Linked DNA regions of Homo sapiens: regions 2, 3 and 4 are each linked to region 1. Evidence: chromatin contacts called from ENCODE Hi-C or POLR2A ChIA-PET data. All regions are on one chromosome and are shown on one strand. Each heading gives the region's core, a stretch centred on a gene start or an enhancer-like site at or near the end of the contact. The rest is flanking DNA. Distances are from core to core; before and after follow the strand shown.

What was found. Hi-C counts contacts between places; a loop is a spot of excess contacts on that map. ChIA-PET counts read pairs that join two places held with the same protein, here RNA polymerase II (POLR2A). Pooled maps may share reads with other maps.
Region 2: a loop to region 1 is called in a pooled map, with 4 times the contacts of the local background. The contact joins the enhancer-like site here to the promoter of CDIPT in region 1. A Hi-C loop is called at or near these places in 6 of 50 pooled maps. POLR2A ChIA-PET finds 5 or more read pairs at or near these places in 3 of 52 experiments (AG04449, CD8-positive, alpha-beta memory T cell and activated B cell).
Region 3: a loop to region 1 is called in a pooled map, with 4 times the contacts of the local background. The contact joins the enhancer-like site here to the promoter of CDIPT in region 1. A Hi-C loop is called at or near these places in 2 of 50 pooled maps. POLR2A ChIA-PET finds 5 or more read pairs at or near these places in 5 of 52 experiments (CD8-positive, alpha-beta memory T cell, PC-9, Panc1 and 2 more).
Region 4: a loop to region 1 is called in a map of natural killer cell, with 3 times the contacts of the local background. The contact joins the enhancer-like site here to the promoter of CDIPT in region 1. A Hi-C loop is called at or near these places in 7 of 168 maps with a recorded cell type or tissue (PC-9, colonic mucosa, heart right ventricle and 3 more), 9 of 37 single-sample maps with no recorded cell type and 18 of 50 pooled maps. POLR2A ChIA-PET finds 5 or more read pairs at or near these places in 14 of 52 experiments (CD4-positive, alpha-beta T cell, CD4-positive, alpha-beta memory T cell, CD8-positive, alpha-beta memory T cell and 11 more).

Annotation. Positions count from the first base shown.
Region 1 is chr16:29,861,678-29,864,831 of GRCh38, forward strand. CDIPT (CDP-diacylglycerol--inositol 3-phosphatidyltransferase) reads right to left here and starts at 1,549. Exons shown (of 6, transcript NM_006319.5): 1 at 1,138-1,549; 2 at 909-1,043. The coding sequence starts at 1,180. It also overlaps the pseudogene CDIPTOSP. RefSeq lists silencers at 1,242-1,551, 1,562-1,621 and an enhancer at 1,670-2,207.
Region 2 is chr16:29,626,432-29,629,585 of GRCh38, forward strand. It overlaps the pseudogene CA5AP1. Among named protein-coding and RNA genes, the nearest start is that of MIR3680-2, 29 kb to the left of the region's middle. Within about 2 kb of position 1,425, at least 4 of the 41 ENCODE cell types and tissues checked have a DNase peak (open chromatin) inside an H3K27ac peak, as active enhancers do.
Region 3 is chr16:29,644,082-29,647,235 of GRCh38, forward strand. No RefSeq gene overlaps it. Among named protein-coding and RNA genes, the nearest start is that of SPN, 18 kb to the right of the region's middle. RefSeq lists enhancers at 500-769, 1,667-1,961. Within about 2 kb of position 1,735, at least 5 of the 41 ENCODE cell types and tissues checked have a DNase peak (open chromatin) inside an H3K27ac peak, as active enhancers do.
Region 4 is chr16:29,700,458-29,703,611 of GRCh38, forward strand. No RefSeq gene overlaps it. Among named protein-coding and RNA genes, the nearest start is that of QPRT, 23 kb to the left of the region's middle. RefSeq lists a cis regulatory region at 1-543 and an enhancer at 1,862-1,961. Within about 2 kb of position 1,479, at least 8 of the 41 ENCODE cell types and tissues checked have a DNase peak (open chromatin) inside an H3K27ac peak, as active enhancers do; they include CD4-positive, alpha-beta T cell, OCI-LY7, natural killer cell and 1 more, where a contact is called at or near this core.

The sequences.
Region 1 (3,154 bases), core at 299-2,798:
TGCAGGGCACACAGTAGGCCTCCAGTAAACACCTGTTGAATACACTGTTTTTTGTTTTTTGTTTTTTTTTTTCCGAGACAGAGTCTTGCTCTGTCGCCCAGGCTGGAGTGCAATGGCGCAATCTTGGCTCACTGCAACCTCCGCCTCCCGGGTTCAAGCAATTCTCCTGCCTTAGCCTCCCGAGTAGCTGGGATTACAGGCACGCGTCACCAAGCCCGCTAATTTTTGTATTTTTAGTAGAGACAGGGTTTCACCATGTTGGCCAGGCTGGTCTCGAACTCCTGAACTCGTGATCCACCCACCTCGGCCTCCCAAAGTGCTGGGATTACAGGCGTGAGCCACCGCCCCTGGCCTGAATGGACTTGTATTCAGAGAGACCTCCAGCAGCGCCACCGCCATGTCATGTCTTGCTAATCCACACCTCTCACAAGCAGTGAGTTCTCAAGAGCTAGCTTAAATTCCTTTTGCTACAAAATCAGTCCATTCTTGCTGGGCGCGGCACTTTGGGAGCAAGGCAGGAGGATCGCTTGAGGCTAGGAGCTGGGGACCAATCTGGGCGACACTGCAAGACCCAGTCTCTACAAAAATTTAAAAATTAGCCGGGTGTGGTGGCACGCTCCTGTAGTCCCAGCTAGTCAGGAGGCTGAGGTGGGAGGATTACTTGAGCCCAGAAGATGGGGGCTGCAGTGAGCCATGATCGCGCCACTGCACTCCAGCCTAAGTGACAGAGCGAGACCCTGTCTCAAAAACAAAAAAACAAAACACAAAACAAAAAGCCCCAGGCCATCCTGTTCTGCTTTTTCCAGAGATGGGAATGACAGCCCTCTGACTCTGAGGTCCCGAGGAGGCAGGGGAAGGGAGGAGGGGATTGTTGAACCCCAAGGCTGGCTGAGAGGGGTGTCTGTCACCTTGATTAAGAGCGCGAGCAGCGTGTCCATCGAAAGCGTCCAGCAGGCCGCTGAGCAGGTAGAAGGAGGAGGCCGTGAGGGGGCAGCAGGGCATGAAGTAGAAAGAAATGATGGCGAAGACAATCCGGGCATAACCTTGGAACGGGACGCGGGGAGACAGGGCAGGATCAGGGAGCCCGCCAAGGCCCCTCGCCCTCTCGTTCGGCCCGGGGCCGTGGGCAGCACTCACCGATGAGGTTGGGCACGAACAGGAAGATATTTTCGTCTGGCATCGCGGCGCCTCCCTTGCTGCCCCGGGCCTGCTCTGGAGATGCCAGTGCTGTCCCAGCCCCGCAGCGCGGCCTCAGCCTCCGGCCCGGCGCATCGGCCGCACCACCTGCGCCCTGGACCCCGCCGCCCCAACCTGGCCCCAGATGCTGAAGCCCGCAGCCGTCGGGAGCATGGACCGGCCCCGAGGTGCGCGGGACGCAGGGGGCGCGCGCAGTCCGCCCTTCCTACCCGCAACCTCCCTCGCCTCTGCCAGCCCCGCAGGCGCTCCGGGCCTCCAGCTGCGGTCGCCGCTGCTCCAGCTGCGCGTGGCTTCCGGGAACCTCCTCCTCCGCGCCCGTCGTTGCAAAATTGGAGAGAGGAAAAAGTGGCTTAAAAAAATAGTTGCGGCCCCTTTAAGGCCTGTCGGCTTCCTTTCCCTTTTCCTCCCTCCGCCCCTCTCCCTTGGCTCGTACCAAAGCGCAGAGGAGGAGAGGGAGGAAGGAACCATTAACGTCAAGCAAAGTTAGAAACGGAAAAGGAAAGGGTAAAAGAGAAGACCGAATAAAAATCTCTGCTTTCCTTTTGTGGAGGGTATGACTTCCTGGAGGCAAAGATAAGGCGATAAAATTCCTCCTCCTGAGTCTTTGCGTCCCCAAGAGGCCAGGAGATTTGGTGCAGTCCTCACTTTACTCCCCGCCCCCTAAGTCTCCAGCCGCCTTTGCTCTCGCAGGCTCTAGGCGGCTAGAGAGGCTCCAGAGCGCCCTGCAGATGGGTTGCTTTTCGCGTGCCCCTTGTGATGGGAGGATTAGGTCGCAGGCTCCACCCTACGTCATCCTCCCAAGCTTCTCAAGCGTCTGGCGCTTGGGGTCACTGCCCTCAAGGAGGCACCTGGAGGGGTACGGAGGGGAGGCTGGAGGAGCAAACGGGGCGCGCTAGGAAATTCCTCTGTCTTTAGTTCTAGAACCCCTGATCTCCTAGCAACGAGGCTGCGGAACCTCTGCAGACTCCAAGGGTTTTATAGCGTCCGGTAGCGACACGGAGCCGGCTCCCCCTTTTCCAGCCTTCCTCCCCATCTCCCATTCTCCATCCCCCACGACCTATACCAGAGGTCCTTAGGCCTCCACGTCTCTCCTTTTGCCGAGTAGCCCAAGGTTTCCACCCATCTGCCAGGTCTGGGGCGTCAAGTCGGCTGCCTCGGCTTGGGAAGGTGCTTGGGAGGGAAGAAGGAAGGAGAGGCCCACCAGGCGAAGGGGTGAGGGGTAGGGGGTTGCGGGAGTTCCCTCTCACTCCCGAAGATATAAAGCAACCTTTATTATTATTATTATTTTTTCTTGTGAGAGGGAATGAGGCAGCGGGATGTTTCCTCTAAAGGCCTTGTTTAAACCTGGGCCCGGGGAATGGTGGTGGACTGGGTTCTGGGGGAAAGCGGGCTGGTTTCTCAGGTCAACTCAGGCTTCGACTGTTCCCAGGGGGATGGCGTCCACTCCGATGGGGAATGAGGGGGAGAAGAAGAGCAGCTGGCCATCTCAAGCTGCACCCTCCTTGAGAGGAGGTCCGGTGAGCACTGCAGGGAACCCTAGAGGTGGGAATGTAATGAAGTGAAAGCCTCCCAGGCAGAGGCACCCCGTGCCAGGTCTGAGCCACGGGCCCTGAGACTCTAGCCTCAACCCTGAGTCCTGAAGCCCCGACTCATAGCTCTCAGCACTAGGCCCTGACTCTAAACCCCCACCAAACCCCCCTCCCCCAGGTCCAGAGCTTTCTAGCTAAATCTCAAGGCCCAGTCCTTCAGGAGCAAGCTCCTTGGACCCACAGGCCCCAGCCTGGGAACTCCCACAGCCAGCACTCCCATGTGGGAGCTCCCAGGCTGAACCCCTCCGGCTTTTCCTTTCCCAGGCTTCGTTATCTCGTTCTGAGGAATACCTGTCCCAGATCAGTGCAGAACTCATGGAGGAGGCTTTGTGCACTGCTTGCTGCCACTTGAACCCTGTGCCCATCAA
Region 2 (3,154 bases), core at 175-2,674, 240 kb before region 1:
AGACCAGCCTGACCAACATGGCGAAACCGCGTCTCTACTAAAAATACAAAATTAGCCAGGCGTGGTGGTGCATGCCTGTAATCCCAGCTACTCGGGAGGCTGAGGCAGGAGAATCGCTTGAACCTGGGAGGCAGAGGTTGCAGTGAGCTGAGATCATGCCATTGCACTCCAGCCTGGGCAACAAGAGTGAAACTCCATCTCAAAAAAAAAAAAAAAAACAGAAAAAGTAAATAAAAAATTGAAGTGTACAATTCTATGGTTTTGGGTATATTCACAGTTGTGCAGCCATCCCAAGTCAATTTTAGAACATTTTCAGCACCTCAAGGAGGAAGCTTGGTACTTTTTAGCTCTTCTCCCCACCCCCGCCGTGCTGCTTCTGTCTCTGTGGGTTTCATAGGAACTGAGTCATGTAACATGTGGAACATTTGTGTCTTGCGTCTGTCACTTAGTATGGTGCTTTTGAGGCTCACCCACACCGCAGCGTGAGTTAGAGCTGTGTCCTTTCTGATTGCCAAGTAATATCTCATTGCATGGTCTAGCTGGGTTGACATCCCATTGCACACTCTAGCTGGGCTGTGAAGGAGCAGGCTGCTTGTGCACATGGGTAACGGATGTACAGTGAGACGTCAGTCTGTGCACATGGGTAACAGGTGGGTGCACCGTGAGGTGTTAGTCTATGCACATGGGTAACAGGCGGGTGTGCAGTGAGATGTCAGTCTGGTGCACATGGGTAACAGGCAGGTGTGCAGTGAGGCGTCAGTCTGGTGCACATGGGTAACAAGTGGGTGTGCAGTGAGGCGTCAGTCTGTACACGTGGGTAACAGGTGGGTGTGCAGTGAGGCGTCAGTCTGGTGCACGTGGGTAACAGGCGGGTGTGCAGTGAGATGTCGGTCTATGCACATGGGTAACAGGTCGGTGTGCAGTGAGACGTCGGTCTGTGCACATGGGTAACAGGCGGGTGTGCAGTGAGACGTCCGTCTATGCACATGGGTAACAGGCAGGTGTGCAGTGAGATGTCCTCTCCTCCTGCCGGCCACACGTCCCCGCTCCCAGGGCACAGATGTGCCAGTCACTTTCTGAGCAACTACTTCAAATCTTCAGAACAACCCTTCAAGAAGTATTTCTAGTTTACTGATGAAGATAGACAGACAGATATAAACAACTTGCCCAAAGCCATGTTGCCAGTCAGGGCCACTGAGGCCTGGCCCTTTCCAAGGTGCGGGCTCTTCTCTCCCTCCCCAGGACTGCAGGAATCAGTCGGGGGAGTGGCAGGCCCCAGCCATTCCACTGCGTGCAGGTTTCCTGCCAATTAAGCTTTCCAGCCTTGGGCTGAGAAGAGGATGCCTGTGTGTTGCCTCATCGTCCCCAGGAGTTCCTGTCCTGTCTCTAAGATGCATGAGAGCTGGAGCAGCCATGTGGTTACAGAAAGCTGCTCCCCCTCAGGGCCCCCAAAGGAAGTCAGGGCCCTTCCTTTATGCGTGTGGTGAGCCCCAGGCAGCTAGAATGGGACACCGGTGAGCACACCAATGAGGCTGAAGACCATCACATCCATTATCTGAGCACGGATGGCCCAGCTACCTGTGGAAAGCACCACAAGCCTTTGCTGGCGGAAGTGGGTTGGTGACTTGTTCCACTTTTCTCTTATTTATTTATTTATTTTGAGACGGAGTTTCGCTCTTGTTGCCCAGGCTGGAGTGCAATGGCACGATCTCGGCTCACCACAACCTCCACCTCCCGGGTTCAAGCGATTCTCCTGCCTTAGCCTCCCTAGCAGCTGGGATTACACGCATGCACCATCACGCCTGGCTAATTTTGTATTTTTAATAGAGATGGGGTTTCTCTATGTTGGTCAGGCTCATCTCAAACTCCTGACCTCAGGTGATCCACCCGCCTCAGCCTCCCACAGTGCTGGGATTATAGGCGTGAGCCACCGCTCTGTTCCTGGTTTTGTCTTCTTTCTCTTAAACAGGACCCCGCATTTTATGAGCGTCAAGCCTCACCCAGCCTAACTCCGCCCTTGGTTTGTCCTCTTAGAGTCTCAGTTTCCCCAGGTGTACGACAGGCAGTGTGGTGGCTGTAATGGGCTTCCATCAGTGCCTGCCACATGGGCGTGGGGCTCGGTAGGTGCTGCCGCTGCTGCTGCCAAAGCTAGAAGAGCCCCCACAGGGCATAGAGCCATTCCCTGGATCCCCTGGACCTGGTGGGCTGTTTCCAACTCCACAAGGCAGCCAATTCCCCGGTAGCCCTGACTCTTGCGAAGGCAGGGAGGAGGGGGGACCCCAGCAGCCTGAGGAGCTTGCAGCTTGTCCAGGCATGGAGGGTGGGGACCCTCTGTGGGCAGTTTTTGCCAAAACTTCTGGCTATGGTGAGAGGGTCAAAGGCGAAGCCTCGAGGTCTCCATTCTGGGAGTGTCTGCCCAGGGTCACCGGGGCCACACTGGGGCTGGGCCTGCGTGCTGGGAGCTGAGTGCATAGTGACAGGTCGGCACTGGTAGGGGCCTGTGCAGATGGGACGGCGCTGGGGGTGGGGGTGGGGGTCCGGGCTTCCAGGCGGCGCCTAATGTGGTTTTGGTTATAGACACTGCCTGTGTTTCCCTCTAAGCTGCTGAAAAGCTCAGAAATGTGCAGCAGGGCCTGGAGCTCAGCCTGGGTTCTGACTGCATGTGGGAGGTGGGCGCTGGGACGACTGGGAGTTCAGGCTGCATGGACCCACTTCCTGGGTTTAAAAACGGGCTCTTCACCTGCCACCTGTGTGCCCGGGCAAGGCCTTCTCTGCCTCTCTGAGCTTTGGTTTCCCTGTGTGTGCAAGACAGATGAATCACAGGCCCTGCCCCGTGGAGTGATTGGAAGATTCAGTGTGATAATTTATATGGAGGGCTGTCGCTTCTTTGAACCCTTCCCACCGAGGTGTGGGGCGATGTCCCCTTGCCCTGAGCCTGGGCAGGTGCTCCTGGCGGGAGTGGTGAACAGGATGCCGCAGGAGCAGTGCTTTGTGACTCTGGAAGCCAGGGCAGAAAAGACATCGTGTCCGTCTGGCTCTTTCTGGAAATGCACCCTTGGAGCCCTGAGCACTGCATAGAAGCCAGCTGGGTCCCCAGGGAATGACCGTGGCAGGCATTCCTGGAGGGTCTCTGCCGAGTCAGTCCCACAGCAGG
Region 3 (3,154 bases), core at 485-2,984, 220 kb before region 1:
TGGTGAAACCCCGTCTCTACTAAAAATACAAAAATTAGCTGGGCATGGTGGCACGTGCCTGTAGTCTCAGCTACTTGGGAGGCTGAAGCAGGAGAATTGCTTGAACCAGGGAGGCAGAGGTTGCAGTGAGCCAAGATCGTGCCACTACCCTCCAGCCTGGTGACAGAGCAAGACTCTGTATCAAAAAAAAAAAAAAAAAAAAAAAAAAAAGCTGGGCATGATGGCACACACCTGTGGTCCCAGCCACTCAGGAGGCTAAGGTGGGAGGGTCGCTTCAGCCCAGAAGTTGGAGGCCGCAGTGAGCCATAATTGCACCAGTGTACTCCAGTCTGGGCCACAGAATAAAACTCTGTCTCTAGAAAACAGAACAAAACAAAGTTGAAGCTCTCTAAACTCTCCACACTGACTCAGAGTGAAAGTGCTAATAATGACCTAAAGCCGTGCCCTATGGCCCCCTTTCCTCTTGACTTCGCTTTTCATGCACTCTGCTCCAGCCATACTGGCCTCCTTGGGCTTCCCAGAACACGCGAAGCAGGACCCAGGTTAGGGCCTTTGAACTGGCTTTGTTTGTCCGTGGGATTCCCCATGAACATCTCATGGCTGCTCCCTCTCTTCCCTCAAGTCTCCCCTCAGATGTCCCCTTCTCAGAGACATCAGCCTGTAGAAAGGAGCACTTCCTTCCCCCACTTTCCTGCGTGATGTTTCTCCATGATGCCTGCTTCCTACATATGTAGAGTCTGTCTCACTCCGGAGAAGGCTACCTCCAAGAGGACAGGTGACTGGCCCTTGATTTCATTAATTGTCACAATCCTATGCCGGACACATGGTTGGTGTTCAACAAATATTTGCGGAATTAAAGAACAAATTAATAATGTTGTGAGATAAATACTCTGTGCCCATTTTTCTTTACTTTTTAATATATTTTTTAAATCTAGAGAGACAGGGTCTCCCTATGGTCCCCAGGATGGCCTCAAAACTCCTCCTGCCTTGGCCTCCTTGGCTGGGATTACTGGACTACTACTGTGCCACCATGCCTGGCTCTTCTTTTCCTTTTACTATGCCCATTTTAAAGGTGAGGAAAACTGAGACTCAGAAATGTTCCCAAGGGCACACAGTGAGTGGTGGCTGCCTTCAGGTTGGTCTGACTCCAGTGCCCAAGCCTTTCTCAGGAGTGGTGTGTTGCCCATCAGCCATTATATCCATGACATCAACTGGCATAAGATATGTTCTTATATGAAAATTAATTTTAGAAGTGAGTGTCACGAAATATTGACCTTCTCTAAGGAACTAGTTCTTATAGTCAAAAAGGAGGAACTTATGTAAATTTTCCCTTTCAGGGCCAGCCCCAGGAAGTTCAGAGCCTAATGTGGTGTTCATTCTATTAATTTTTTCTTACCCTGGGACTTTTTTCTTTCTTTCATTTATGTTAACCTAATCACCAGCTGCTTCCTGTTCCTTAGGAAATAGCTAAGTCGTACATGACACTTTTGGGGTTCCAGTGTGCCCGGCATGGGTTTTCTTTCATTGGGCAGGCACTAGGTGGGCTTTTCAGCCTGAAGACGCATGTTTCTCATCAGAGTGAGAATGATCTCTGATCATTCTCCTTCTTCCATTTCTTGGGTTCTCTCTTCCTGGCACTCCTATTGGTTAGCTTTTGGGCCTCTTGGATTGCCTGGCTGTGTCTCTGTGGCAAAGACTACTCATTATCCAAAATCCAATGAGCCCTTCTTCCCCAAGAACATGGTGGAACTGCATGTCCCAGCCTCCCTTGCAGTAGGCATGGTCATGTGACTAAGTTTCCACCAATAGAATGTGAGGAGGTGATGTATGTGACTTCTGGTCTTTGGCCTTAGGAAGTAGGCCAGCTTCATACTCTCCATTCCTGCTGGCTGGAGATCCCCACAACAGATTCAAACGTGCAGGTGACAAACGGTGCCCTACCGATGGCAGAAAAGTGATGAGGAAGGGCCCTTGGTCCCTGAGCAATGAGAGAAGCAGAGCTGCCTCCCTAACTACCACCATTTCACTTGAACATGTCTCTTCTTTTGTTTATTTATTTATTTGTTTTTTGCAGACACGTCTCTTCTTTTTTTTTTTTGAGATAGAGTCTCACTCTGTCCCAGGCTGGAGTGCTGTGGCACAATCTCGGCTCACTGCAACCTCTGCCTTCTGGGTTCAAGTGATTCTCCTGCTTCAGCCTCCCAAGTAGCTGGGATTACAGGCATGCGCCACCATGCCTGGCTAATTTTTGTATTTTTAGTAGAGACGGGGTTGGCCAGGATGGTCTCACACTACTGACCTCATGATCCACCCACCTTGGCCTCCCAAAGTGCTGGGATTACAGGTGTGAGCAACTGCGCCCGGCCGACACGTCTCTTCTTTAAGCCGCCACTTATTGGATCTCTATGTTAGAGCGGCAGTCTCATATATTTTCTCTCATATTTTCTTCTCCACCCCTACACCTTCTGGGAGTTCTATTTTCTGGGATAATTAATTAATTAATCAATTTTTGAGATGGGGTCTCACTCTGTCCCAGGCTGGAGTGCAGTGGAGCGATCTTGGCTCACTGCAACCTCTGCCTCCTGGGTTCAAGCTATTCTCCTGCCTCAGCTTCCTGTCTCAAACTCCTGACCTCGTGATCCACCTGCCTTGGCCTCCCAAAGTGCTGGGATTACAGGCGTGAGCCACCGCGCCCAGCTTTATTTATTTTTTAAATTTTTTATTCTTGAGACAGAGTCTCACTCTGTCACCCAGGGTGGAGTGCAGTGGCATAATCTTGGCTCATGGCAACCTCCGCCTCCCGGGTTCAAGCGATTTTCCTGCCTCAGCCTCCCAAGTAGCTGGGATTACAGACGCCTGCCACCACACCTGGCTAATTTTTGTATTTTTAGTAGATGGGGTTTTGCTACGTTGGCCAGGCTGATCTCGAACTCCTGACCTCAGGTGATCCGCCTGCCTTGGTCTCCCAAAGTGCTGGGATTACAGGCATGATCCACCACACCTGGCAGTTTTCTGGGATAATTTATTAACTTTTTATTACAACACTTCCTGTTTGTGTTTGTACAGATGAGGCCTTGCTATATTACCCAGGCTGGTCTTGAACTTCTGGCCTCAAGCCATTCTCCTTGGCCTCCCAAACTGCAGGAATTACAGG
Region 4 (3,154 bases), core at 229-2,728, 160 kb before region 1:
AATATTTAACTGAGCATCTACTGTGTGCCAGGCACTATTCTAGACAATGAACATACAACGAGTAAACAGATAAAAATCTCTGTCCTCAGGGAGTCTGTATGTTGGGGTTGGGGTGGGGGCGGGGAAGAATAGACAATGAAAAAATACTTAAGGAAAATATGTAGACACCAATTGTCCTGATGGCCACCCCTGATGGCCACCAGAGGGCACTGCAACCACGCGGCCCTCCGTTCGTCTCTAATTCCAGCTCCCTTTCCGGATTCCGAAGGCAATAGCCAAGGAGGCTATGAATACGCAGCATAGCATCTGCTCAAGAATCAACGCGAGGAGGCATTGGCAGCAGTTTTTTCTCCACCCACTTTTCCAGCCTCATCCCCTCATCAGACCCCCATCCAACTGCCCAGGGTACCCCTGTGACTTTTCAAAGCCCCGTGTACTCCAGATTCACCAGCTACTCACATTCACTCCCAGCCACCCATCCCCTCCCAAATACTGTCTGGGTTACCCACCAACCCCATCCATCCGCTCACCTGATGCCTGTCCTCCTCCTCACCCACCCACCCGCGCCCCTCGCCCCTTCCACCTGCTGTCCTGCCCACCGGAAACTGGCCAAATTGTCCCATAGATTTTTTTTTTTTTTTTTTTTTTTTTGGATAAACACAGAAATTGACATTCCTGGTCTTAAAGCTTGAAACTTAAATTTGCCTTATCTGAGTTCCTTCCCCAGGAAACTGACCCTCAGGCCTCCCAGATAGCATCAAGGAACTGAAACTCCTTTTCTTTACCCCCCTCTAATTCCTGTTTTCCCACCCACAGCTACATTTGCTCCCCACTATATAAACCCCCAATTGGAGTTTGTTGGAGAGATGGATTTGAGACTTATCTCCTGTCTCCTTGGCAGATGTCATCTGAATAAAGCCTTCTTTCCTGGCGATACTCATTGTCCCGGGATCCCAGATCAGCTTTCTGTGCAGTAAGCAATGGGACCTAGACTGAATCCCTGGCGTTTCGGTAATACACCCATCCATCCTGTCCACCCCCACCCATCCTGTCCACCCCCATCTATCCTGTCCACCCCCGACCCATCCTGTCCACCCCCGACCCATCCTATCCACCCCCTTGTGCTTCCATCCACTCATCACTCTTCCCACCCCTCCGCCCACCCACCATCCGATGCTACAGAAGCCCAGAACTGGGGCACTCAATCTAGAGGTCAAAGATGGCAAGAGGTCAAACCAGATTGACAGTGAGTCACCTCAGTGGATATGAGTTTTAGTGTGCTGAGGCCGTGAAAGGTAAAAGCATTTAAAAACAGCAAGGCCAGGCACGGTGGCTCACGCCTGTAATCCCAGCACTCTGGGAGGCCAAGGCAGGTGGATCACCTGAGGTCAGGAGTTCAAAGCTAGCCTGACCAACATGGGGAAATCCCTTCTCTACTAAAAATACAAACTTAGCTGGGCGTGGTGGCATGTGCCTGTAGTACCAGCTACTGCTACTTGGGAGGCTGAGGCAGGAGAATCGCTGAACCCGGGAGGCGGAGGTTTCCATGAGCCGAGATCACACCACTGCACTCCACCCCGGGGAACAAGATCGAAACTCTGTCTCAAAAAACAAAAACAAAAAACCCACAAAAATTAGCCAGGCGTAGTGGCGGGTGCCTGTAACCCAGCTACGCAGGAAGCTGAGGCACAAGAATCACTTGAACCTCAAAGGCAGAGGTTGCAGTGAGCCGAGATCATGCCACTGCACTCCAGCCTGGGCGACAGAGTGAGACTCTGTCCCAAAAAAAACCCAGAGCAAACAAACAAAAAACACAACGGCGAGACATTCTTAGCAAACCAACTATCTGCAAACAATTCAACGTCGGATCTTTAAAAAAATCCCGCTGTGGCATTATGCTGCGGACACATACATTAATTTATGGCTAGCCCTTCAAGACAACCAGGTGGGTAAAATTATGTAAATGTTCACCGCCTCTATACTTTGTTCCAATGACTTCCTGAGTAATTGATTGTTTTGCCAATTACTCAGCAACATTTAAGACCTGCTTCCGGAGGCCCTAAGTAGCTCAGCATTCTAAGACCGAAGTACTGAAGAAAATCTGCCTGTGTGGCTGTGAATAACATCTCCATCCGTCACTGTGCACATCAGATTTAGGCCAGATAACGCAGGCTTTATTTATTTCAGGTACGCCTTGCGCTTCAGATCATGGGACTCTAGTATAGCACCCCCAGAAAATTATCAAGGGCAAAAAAATCATAATACATACCTCTAGTTCAGTGGGTCCTTGGATAACCTCTTTCCTCTCTCCTAGTTCTTCAGCTAAAAGATTCAGGAGCCTTAGCAACAAGAAGGAGCTATCCCACAAGTTGCATTATTCTAGATATTCGGACACTTTTTTTTTTTTTTAAGCAGGAGTCTTGCTATGTTGCACAGGCTGGTCCTGAACTCCTGTCCTTAAGTGATTCTCTTGCCTTGGCCTTCCAAGTAACTGGGATTACAGCGGTGAGCCACCGTGCCAGGGTTTTGGATGCTTTTTTTTTTTTTTTTTGAGACAGAGTCTCTCTTGTCGCCCTGGCTGGAGTGCAATGGTGTGATCTTGGCTCACTGCAACCTCTGCCTCCCGGGTTCAAACAATTCTTCTCCCTTGGCCTCCCAAGTAGCTGGGATTACAGGTGCGTGCCACTACACTCAGCTAATTTTTGTATTTCTAGTAGAGATGGGGTTTTACCATGTTGGCCAGGCTGGTCTCGTACTCCTGATCTCAGGTGATCCGCCCACCACAGCCTCCCAAAGTACTGGGGTTACAAGCGTGAGCCATCGCGCCTGGCCGGATACTTTTTAACCAAAGGAAAAAGCAAGCATCTTTATTGGAATAATATATCAATATATGCAGGTAATCAGACAATACCAGTCAGACAACACTGACTTCTTTTTTTTTTTTTTTGAGAAAGGAAGGAAGGAAGGCAGAAAGGAAGGAAGGAAGGAGGGAAGGCCGGAGGTGGTGGCTCATACTTATAATCCCAGCACTTTTTGAAGCCCAGAAGGGAGATCACTTGAGGCCAGGAGTTTGAGACCAGCCTGGGCAATATAGAGAGACCCCATCTTGACAAAAAATTTAAAAATTAGCCAGGCATGATAATTTGCACCTGTA